2 separate regions of the Homo sapiens genome follow, and region 1 is linked to region 2. Evidence: chromatin loops called from intact Hi-C (ENCODE). Cell type or tissue: heart right ventricle. All regions are shown on one strand. Each heading gives the region's core, and the rest is flanking DNA. Links, peaks and the distances in the headings are about the cores only.

Region 1 (5,674 bases), core at 243-5,242, 66 kb after region 2:
GATTACTAATATATTTGTCTTAATATAAGCTGAAGATGAACTGTAATTTTCCTAATAAGGAGATTCCATCATAGTGAATTTTAACCTCAAGATAGTGTAGGCTGGCAGTATCAAGAGACCAGTTCTTTCTGACTTTTTCAGAAACTCGAAACTCTCCCTCTTTGCTATTATTTATAATAATTTATCAACTTACTATATGAAATATGAGTGGAAATAACTATCCATATTCTTATCTTTGGTTTATTATATTGTACATTAAGATACATGATATATTGTATGTTAAGATATAAGAAGAGCTACATGTTTTCTTTTTATCATATACCAAAAGGCACCAATCTACTTGCTTTGATTAAGTTACCACACATATCTGCAGGAGCCCTAAATATCATCTTAGCACCATGCAAAGTATTCCTACAGGGACCTGATTAGAAATATTATATCATATGCTTTTACAGTATGAGGAATATTTTAAACATTTATTTTGAGGTTAAAATTTTCCTGAAGAAATAAATTTTTATTTACAAATTTATAAATATTTTTATTTAACCTCATTTACTTTGTCCCTGTCATAGAACCTGTACTTGATGGATATTTGTTGACTAAATCGAGAGCTTTGTCTTTTGATAATTGTATACCTGTGTTATTAGGCTGTAAGTATCTGCTTCTAATATATTAGCACTAACAGTGCTTGCCAGTCTTCCTGAAGTTGCAGAGTTGAGAATCACACAGGATTCTAAATGTCACTGTAGCCCTGGCCAGATCTATTCTACACTGAAACTGCATTCTGCTAGGTTGTAGACATTTTAGTGAAAATCATCAGTAATCTCATACTTTGTTTTGTAGGCGAGCACCAATGTTTAGGAAAGACATGGAAGAATAAAACACATATTGCCATAGATGACTCATTTCCCTTTAAAATTTCTCATGTTGAAAAGTTCTCATATATAACTGGAAAAATGAAAAAAATTATTTTATCTAATACATACTGATATTATCATATTATGTATTGTCTCCTACATTGCCTGAAACATATTCTTCTAAGGATAATTTTTTCTTTAGTGCTTATATATAAATTATGGAATTATTATAGAATGTTGAATTAAGATATTTAGATACTTTAGAGAAGACACTCTGTTAATTAAACAACTTTCAAACATTTAAGCTCACTTCAAGATATAAAAATTATTTTATCCTTTGGATAGCTAACTTAAAATCATAGGATATTTTTTCTAATTTTTATTTTGAAAAATGTCTAGCCTACAGAAATTAGCAATATAACAAGTGGCATATAATCTCTTTATCTAGATGTAAAAATTATTAACATTTTGCCATAATTATTTGCCTATTTCTCCCTTTCTTACACTTAAAACATTTCTTTTTGCTGAACCATTTGAAAGTTGCAGATATGAGATTTCACTTCTAAATACTTTCAAATATATCCTCTCCCTAAAGACACATCCTTCTATATAACCCCAATATGATGATCACACTCAAGAAATTGAACGGGGATGTAATACTGTTATATGAGCTATAGCCCAAATTCACATTCCTTCCATTGTTCCAATATTATCCTTTATAGATTTTTTTTCATCCAGAATCTAATCAAGAAGGATGGATGTCTTGCAATTAGTTGCCAGGTCTCCTAGTCTCCTTTAATCCTGAACAATATTTCAGGCTTTTTTTGTTAATCACACTGACATTTTTGAAGTGTCCAGGTTAGTTGTAGTGAAGAAAATCTACCAGTTTAGATTTGCCTGATCGTTTGTTTCCTCGTGATTAGACTCAGGTTAAACATTTTTAGCAGAATACTTCAGAAGAGACTTTTGTGTCATTCTTCATGTATCATAAAAAAAATACATGATTTCAATTTGTACTACTTCTAGTGATGTCAAGTCTGATCATTTGATTAGCTGGTATCTGTCAGACACCAACCATAAAGGGATGTCCCCCCTTTTCAATTAATAAGCAATCTGTAGGGTGACATGAAGAGATAATGTGAATATCCTGTCCCCATCAACCATTCACCCAATGGCAGATGACTTTTTTATTATTCTTGTTATGGTGGTTGCAAAAATGTGGCTCTACTATTTCTTTTTCATTATCAGCTTGTATTCTTCAGTGAAACACAGCCTTTCCTTCTCTCCACCCAATCTGTGCATTCACACACTCTGGGTTCACGGATACTTTTCTTAGTCAATGTGCTCTAATCCATTACATACATTATTACTCTTTATATACAAAAGATCCCAAATTTGGCCAGGGAGAGTCTTTTAAATCTGGCTATGTCCTTCTGATGTGCCCTCATTTGTTTTTGAGCAATTCCTTGCTTTCTGGGACAAAATGTTCAAGAGTTTCCCCTAAACTAGTTGAAGCAAGAAGGCTTTAAATAAAAACAGTGCTAACCCAACTCAGTTTTAATGCAGCATTTTGAATTCAGTCACGAATGTTAGCATAGTATCTAAAACATAGTAAGTGCCCATCAGTATGATATAGGTCTTCCTTAACTATTTTATACCTTGTTTGAATCTTTTGTGCAATTCTTAAAAATATAAACCTTTAATTTATAACATAGACTTTTATATTACTTTTTCAATTTCACCTATTTTTTTCTTATTTTAATTTTTGTTCTCCTTTATCTTCCTTATTTTCATATAGGGGCCATATGAATAGGTAACTTTCAGAGGATTTTTGTTTTCTTCAATATGGTAAAATCTTAGACCACTTCTTAATGCCGGAATGTATACAAACAGCAGAGCATAAAACCCCCATAAAGTGAAGCCTTTTAAAATTCCTGAAATTATCAAGGGATTCCACATGTCAGAGGAAGTAATATAAAGGCATGCCTGGGCATTTATTTATTTTGGGGGGTGTAAGAAATTCAACAGCCCTGCCCTACTTTCTAAATAAATGTAGCAACACCCAAACCACATCTAAATTATGGAGAGGAAAGAGAAATAGAACGAGGAGTATGATATTTGGAGAGGTCACAAAGAAAAAAGTGGGGCATCATAGCTTACAAACTTTATTTTATTTACTTATTTGTGTATTTTTTATTAGAATGTGAGGGTGGATACATGTGTGTGTTTGCATATGGCACATGTGTATAACTTTGTACATGTGGAGTTAGAGATGTTCACTCAACATTTATTCAACAAATATTTATTACACTTCCTCTCTGAAGCAGGCGTTGTAGTATTTGTTAGGAATACAAGGACCATCAAAACCAGATGGATCCCTATCTTAGCGGTTAATTAAATAATTATACAAATAAATGTGAATTTGCAACTCTTCTAAGCACAATGGATACAGATACATAAATGTGTATATACTTATATGTATTTTATAAAGGGATTTAATTCAATTTAGGGGTAAGAGATGGTTCATTTGAGGAAGTGACATTTGAGTTGATATTTTCAAAGTGTTAACTAAGAGTTAACTAGAGAATGCTTGAGTTTGTGTTTTTAGGGGATGGGGGGATGGGAGAGAGCTGGAATGTTAAGGCAGCTTGAAGAAAGCCAGGCAGCTGAAGCTGAGGGAAGAATGGGAGCATCTAAAGAGATAAAAGTGGAGGAGGCTGTCCTTGCTGGGCTACAAAAATCAGGTGCTGAGTTTTGGTCTTTATCTTAAGCAAAGCAATGGTAATTCATTTAAGTGTTATCCGTGGTTGCAAGGTGATAGTTTTCATATTTGCATTTTGAATGCAAATATAATATCTGGTATCCCATTGGAGGATGAATTTGGGGGTGGGGAACAATGCCAGGAGATCAGTCATGGAGACATTGTTGTTTTTCTACACAAAGGATGGTGAATGCTTACACTTGTGTGACGGCAGAGGCAGATTTTTGTAATTAATTTTGGAGGTCAAAATCAAAGCCTTGGTAATGGAATTGAAGGAGAAGTAATGTCAAGATTAAAACCAGATTGGACTATGGGAACCCTGCACCCTTGAGGTGAGATGAGCAGAGATCAGGAGTTTGATTTTGACATGTTTCATTTGATGTTTCTTTAAGATAGACAAGAAGAAATGCCAGGTGTATGAGCTGTATCTACAAGTGGGCAATGTAGAGGGACTTTCTGAGCTGCGATTATGTTTTATAGAGTGTTCTGCATTAAATATATATCAATAATCTCAAGCCATTCTTACTGGTTAGTACTTGGTATATGTATGTTGAGAAATCCCAAGGTGAATCAAAGGTCTGAGGTATTAGATGAACAAGCTCTGGTACCTGGGATTTCAGTGATTTTCAAATTCATTTCTATTCTAAATGCTGTTCTAATTCCCTGATCTGCAAAATCTGAAAAAATGACTTTGCTAGACTTTTAGCAAGTAGCAAGTGGTATATTTATAGGTTGAAGTTACAAAAGTGATCATGCAAGAGGAGGATTAGTATTTAAATTATTTAACAATCAGCACAATTTGGACTCCAGCTACAAATAACCAGTAAGACTATACCAGTGCATCTAGCTGAATGCCAGCCCTGCTGGAGTAATAAAATCTCATTCTCTGATAATAAAAATTCCTAATTGAAAATAGAGTGCAAATGTTAGAAGGTAAAAGGGTGTTGATAGTTACTGCTTTTTGTCCAAAAAATGTCACTAACACCTAAGCATTTTTTTTAATAACTTGAGAAATCGATCTTTTGGGGAAAAAAATTACCCTCCTTCTAATCGACTGTTCAAAGAATCCTGTAAAAAACTAAATTAATTTAGATGATAATTTCTTTAAAACTGTGCCTATTTAATTTTTAAATGTATTCATTAAAGTATATAATCAACATCACTATTTTACCTAAATCCTTACAGACTATATTTGCTTAAAGTAAGCTGGACCTATAGGTCACCACTTTAATTCCATCTGTGAAAAGAAAAAAAAAAGAAAGAAAACAATAGAAATGACCGCAAAACTAAGTGGAATTTTGGGCTTCTTGGTACTGAAATTAATGGAAAAGTAAGTATCGTTTCTTCATTTGAATTGACGGTGTCATCTTATTTGGTTTTCCCATTTTCACATAAATCTAACAGAGCCTTCTGAAATTTCTTTTACCACATTAGCTGGGTATATTTTTCCTTTTCTTAACCATATTCTTTAGTGTTATAGAGTTCAGTTTAGGGTAGCATTGAAGTACTATAGCAAAAGGAGGCACTCTGAACAATGGGAGTGGAATGTGCCATATCTGTTTACTCTGACAAAGAAGGTTTTCTCTTGTATAGCAGAGTTAACAGTACAAAGAGGAAGGAGGGTTTTACTTCCACAATCTTTCCCTCTATTCCATACAAAAATAAAAAGCAGAGTAAAAGGCAGATATTCCAATAAAATTTCACTGCCTATATAGATCTTTGTGCTGTTCAAATGAAAGAAACACCTTATTTTCCTTATCGCCTCCCCAATCCAACAACTTCAATTTCATCTTCTCTGAATCCCCATTGCACCACTATACTCGCATTAGAAATTGTAACAAAAGTAGACCGAATAAAGTTAGGGGTCAGTCTGAGGTTGAATGTTGGGCCATTCAACAGACCAAGAAGCTTCCAGTAAGAATGAACAATACACAGAAAACAATCACAGATCAAATTGTGTTCTGTACAATTGCTGCATCCTCTTTGTCGGAAAAGCTGCCTCTCTTGATTTGGTAAAACATGTCCTTCTATGCAGAGAATTTTGTGATTGTGTCAA
Region 2 (5,674 bases), core at 358-5,357:
ACCAGTCTATCGCAGTTGGCAAGTTAATCTACCTGCTTACTACCCTATTTCCATAAAATAACCTTTTTATTTACCTAGATCTTTTTCATCAATAAAAAGGAAAATAATCCTAGCACTTTGGTTCCACTTAAATATCTCACTAGGTTATATATGTGTACATGTGGGTGGGTGGGCACTGGAAGACAATGCTGGACAATCTGTGACCGACATAGCTTAAATGTGGCATCAAAGGATGGAGTGGGTTTCCACAGATGGGAAAGGCCATTGGGAAGAAAAAAGGTGAAGTGTGAAAAATGGCCAGAGAAGGTGAGGGCCCTGGGGGAATGGAGTATATGATTATGTGGAAGAATAGTGAAGTGGTCTTGAAAGGTAAATAGTGACTATACGTCAAATTGTTATTAAATACTCACCTATAGACTTAGAATTCTATGACTATTTTATAAGCAATGAAGAGTTACTGAAGTTTCCGCCAGTGGTATCATGGGGACTTATTTTAGGAAAATAACTTTCTCAGCAGTATCAAAAGTGGACTAGGAAAGAACAGAGCTGATGAGGGTTCCCTGGCTTTGGTCGCCTGTTCAGTTCATTGTATAGTGTGACTGCTTGGGTATCATCTTGTTCCCTGCTTTTTACATAAAAACAGCAAAGACTTGTATTGAGAATTTTCTAAGCTCTCATTGTTTATGGGTCAATTCTGTCAGTTAAATGCTCTCTGGAATTATACAGATGCTGAAATACTATTGCTGACATGCAGGCTTAGGTAATACACTGCAGCTAGAATAAAAGCCCTGAAAACTTTTGTCTTCCTAGTGTGCTTCCTATCCAAGCATCTGTTAACAGCTCTGGAGTGCACATGGTCTTTAGCCGACACTTCTCATGGCACTGATGAAGAGGAAAGATGGCTACCACATCATCCTACAGGACATTCCACAGAGATAGCCACAACTTTTCTGAGTCATTTCAGGGAAAACTTATGAGGACTTGATAAATACCTATCTCCAGAACTTTAATCTAATGGAATGTGTTTCCTTCTAAATGTGTTGTGTTTGGAGGATAAGAGTCTTGGTGAAGGGCAACTGTGGACAACAATGAAGCGGATCTTGCAGATTCCCCATCATGTGCATTTCTGCTTTGTGTTCTAGTTACACTCAATCTCACGTCCACGTTATTACTCAGGGCTTGTTTCTCTTGGTTCCCAGTCTACTTGTCCAGTTTCTCAGAAATGAGTCTTCCATTTATCCTAAGCAGTTCTCTTTGAAACTTCCTAATGTCAACAATCTACCCACCTAGACACCTAACTATTGCCTGTTCCCAGAGTTCTCTGTTGACCTATTCTACTTGTTTGCTGGGACACCCACTAATTATTCCTTATTAGGCCTGCATGACTCTTGTAATCATGGTTCACCTGCCTGTGTAGCTCTCCCCTCACAGCTGTGGCTGGATCTATTTCCAAATACATGTCTCTGCTGAGGTGTTGTGTTGTGTCTCAAAATTCCCTGGTTTGACTTTTTAAAAAATCATCAGTCAAGCCAGTATTCTTTAGGACTTTTTATATAAAATGATGTCAACACGTACATTATTGTATAGCAATAAGCAAATGAGATTTTTCTAGTGTGGGCAAGTATTTAAATGGTATGTCACTAACATATTAAATTATTTTTCACTTTGATAGAGCTTTACCTGATAAAAACAGGTAATTTCTTTAAAAGACGGGATTTAGATTGCACATTTACACATACTGAAAGATAGATTAGGGGCAGGAAGAATGAAAAGAAAAAAATGCATCCAATTAGAAATATGAAATTTTCTGTCCCAAAGAATTCTTTTCTCTTCAAGACCATCCTATTTCACTTTTTACAAAGAAACATCTCAATATTTGTGGACAAGTTGAAAGGGAAGGAAGGAATCATGGAGATGTAAGAAAAATGATCACTTCTTATCCTACCAATCAGAAGTCATTATGATTAATTAAACTGCAAACATAACATAATATAAAGATACACTTAGTCTTTCATATTGGGACACAAAAATTATTCTTTGTTTTTTGTTTTTTAATTCTGGTCCTTAACAGGACAGAGGGTGGAGTGAACTGAAACTTTATTTTTCCTAGAAATTTTAAACTAAAATATCTTTTAAAATTTGCTTCAAAGTTTATAATAACTGTTATTCTACTTCTCTATACTACAGTCCTTACTACGCAGAACTGCACTGTCACACATTGATGGACACACCAAAATATCACGTGACAACTCTCAAGGCAGTAAGGGATAATTGTATGCTGAGGAGGTCAGAAGTCTTGAGTTGTAACCAAAATTAGATGCCTGTTGTGTTTCTAACAAATCCCACTACACAGCAAGACTTATGTAGAAAATAAGCAAAGCACAGGAAAGCAGATGATACTGCAATATCAAGAATTCATGCCCACACCTGGGATGGCCTCCAGCCACCTGGGAGCTGGCGCATAAGTTAAGTTCTTAATTAAGACACCAGCACCTTTTTTTTTTCTCCCTGCAAACCCATAGGACACAAGCTGTTGGTTCTTGGGATTTATTGTCTCTATTTTACCCTGAAAAGTGGTATTTTTCTATGGTATGAAAAAGCTTGGGTTATTTTAAATTGTGCTGAGAAGTCGCTCATTTTCGCTTTGGATTTATGCGGCAAAATACTAAGTGATATAGCTGCTGTCTTGAGCGTAGAGAGGAAAGGGCATGCAGCCACAGTTGAAGACTACGCAAAGCGTTTGACTGATCCAACTGAGATCTGTGTTTATGTCATTGTTCAGTCCCAATGTAGCTGCGACAGCTTGTTTATTTCAAGGGAGAGCAGGGCCATGCGCGCACTGACTGCTCTAGTGCCAGATCTAATTGGTGCTGACGCCAGCTGCTTGACTCCCATCACGATCTATCTGAATCCGTTCATCACTGCTGCTTCATTTGTCTGACAGGGGCTCCTGGTGAATTATAAAATTGGTTCCGACAACTTTTTTTTTTTAACCTCAAGGCTGTGCCCCAGTTACCTAGGTGAGTTTGACAGTCTGATGTTTCTCTTCATAATCAGGGATGGTTCAAGGCAGTCAGACCCTGAGTCCTTGGCACCGTGGAGAGAAGTTAGGCCTCTATGTCTTATCCATTAGCAGGAGGGGAAGCTCTCGGATGAGCACAGAAATGGGAAAGTCCAATTTCCTTTATTTAGGTATAAGCAGAGTTGAGTCATTTATTACCAGGGTGGTCTGGGAAGGCAGATGGAGAAAGACAGAGCTTTTGTCTCAGGGTTTCAACACATTAAAATAAATCCTACTATAAAAGTGTAAAGATTCAATGTAGAGTTCCTCACCAGAGTGTTTTTAGCCCAGTCTTTTTTTTTTTTTGGATTATTCCTGCCACTTGAAAAAAGGTTTGTTTTGCCAATTTGCTACTTCTTTAGCCTGGTTGTTTTCTTACCACTTAGGGGTCTAAATATTTCCTCCTGTTTGACACTGTCTAGTATTTCCTCGTTTGCATGTGATGATTTTTTTTTTCTATTTACCTCTTTCTGTTCCTTTTATAGTTTTCGGATTCCCTGACATTTCTGTATTAATCAGGGTACTTTATAAAAACCAGAAGTATCTAACTCAAACTGGCTAAAACAATGAAGATATTTACTTTCTCTGAAAGTGCAGGCCCCAGGCTAGTTACTCTCTGGGCCACCTGTCATCATGTAACCAAATTACTTCCAGTTCCCTGCTCTGGCAATCTCAGGCTGGAGTAATGGTAGGGCTTACTTTACAAAGATTATAGGATGGTCCAGCAAGGCCTCAGTTGTTTCTAGGTTGCACATATAGAAACACACTACCTAGAGGGAAAAGAGTGGGGAACTGGGAGGGAACACTGTTCATTCTCAAATGAGGTATGACATGTCTCCCAGCAGACATCCCCTCATGCTTCAGAGGCCAAATTCAGATCACATGCCAATTTCTTCATCTGTGGACAGCTAGAGCATTGCTGACCTAGGACATTGTTGAGCTAGGGCATTGTGACCTAAGGCTAGTGGTTCTGAAAGTGTGGTTTTGGACCAGAAGCATCAGTATCACCTGGGAACTTGCTAGAAATGCAACTTCTCAGGCTGAGCCCCAAACCTACATTTTCAGAAACTCTGGAGATAGGAACCAGCAATCTGTGCTTTAACCCTCCAGTGATTTTGATTCAAGTTCAGTTTTGACTTCCACTGATCGTCCTGGATAGAATGGCTTTAAAGTCTATCAGTGTGGCTTCTCCACCATCTCTTGTGAGAAGAAATGAGTTGCTGAAGTCATAGAGAGGTCTACAAAGAACAGGGCTCCCTGATGCTGCGGGGCTGATGACCATGAGAGAACAAACCTTATTTGTAGGTAACTTCTTTGATGTGAATGAACCCAGGAGAAACAGCACATGGGACTATTATCTGCTGGATCTTCCATTATCATCAGAAACCACCCTATGTCCTGCTTTCTAAGACACCATAAATTATAAGAAACACCAGCAATTTAATCACCACTTTTCAGATAATTAGTGCATACATTGACCTTACAGGGTTTTGGAAATGCAAAAATGTGAAAGATTTAGAAATTATAAGAAAATTGAATTATATTTTATCCTTCTGTGGTAGAAATGAGAGTTGAGTCTTGAAGCTTTAGAGTCTAGGCCAGTCAGGGCAGAACTACACTGCTCAGGAGGGACAGGCATGGGGGAGCACTTCCTTGCTTCCAGGAAAGTATTTTGAGTAGCAAGAAAATGACACAAAGCCCCTTACACACATAAGAATTCAAGAGTGCCACACAAACTTAAAACAGTTCAAGATCACCCACTGAAGTAAACTGAATTGCTGTCTGTGATGATTAAGTTTATGTGTCAACTTGACCAGGCCATGGGATGCCCACATAGCTGGTTAAACATTATTTCTGAAAGCATCTGTCAGAATGGTTCTGCAACAGATTAGCACTTGTATTGGCAGACGACACATCACCCTCCCCAAGGTGAGTGGGCATCACCTAATTCAGTGAGGGCCTGAATAGCACAAAAAGGTGAGAAAGGTTGACTTTGCTCTTAGGCATTGCTCTTCTGCCCTTGACTCGTGGCTCTGAGGTCTTCAGACTTGGACTGGAATCTACACCATTGGCTTTCCAGCTCTCAGACCTTCAAATTATACCATCAGCTTTCCTGGGTCTCCAGCTTACAGATGGCAGATCATGGGTCTTCTCACTCCATAACTGTTGTGAGCTGATACCTTAAAATAAATTTCTTTCTAAAAATATACATATAGATATATATTTTTATATATTTACATATGCGTATAAATATATTAATAATGTATATATTATATTAATAAAACATATAACTATATTTATATTTATACTTATATATACCTACATGTATATATATATGGTATTGGCTCATGTTATTATGAAGGCTGAGAAGCCCCATGATCTACCATCTGCAAGCTGGAAACCCAGGATGTGTATGTGTGTGTGTATAACAGAAGTGTTTCAGATTTTAAATTTTTTTGGATTGTGGAATATCTGCATATACATAATTAAATATCTTAGGGATGGGACCGCAGTCTAAACACAGACTTTATTTATGTTTTATATACACCTTATAAACACACCTTGAGGGTAATTTTATACAATATTTTAAATAACTTTGTGCATAAGGCAAAA

What was found. Peaks named below come from ENCODE experiments on the same cell type or tissue, not always from the same donor. Only the 100,000 strongest peaks of a DNase experiment are listed, where the experiment ranks them.
Region 1: it touches region 2 in a loop (2.0-fold over the local background); 2 of 110 quality-filtered maps call a loop at or near these places.

The regions. Positions count from the first base shown.
Region 1 is chr18:27,172,584-27,178,257 of GRCh38, forward strand. All of the region lies in intron 1 of CHST9 (carbohydrate sulfotransferase 9), which reads right to left. Among named protein-coding and RNA genes, the nearest start is that of CHST9, 9.9 kb to the right of the region's middle. In heart right ventricle, for the core only: no CTCF peak of the experiment used is centred there; no DNase peak of the experiment used is centred there.
Region 2 is chr18:27,106,789-27,112,462 of GRCh38, forward strand. All of the region lies in intron 2 of CHST9 (carbohydrate sulfotransferase 9), which reads right to left. Among named protein-coding and RNA genes, the nearest start is that of CHST9, 76 kb to the right of the region's middle. In heart right ventricle, for the core only: no CTCF peak of the experiment used is centred there; a DNase peak (open chromatin) is centred at 2,828.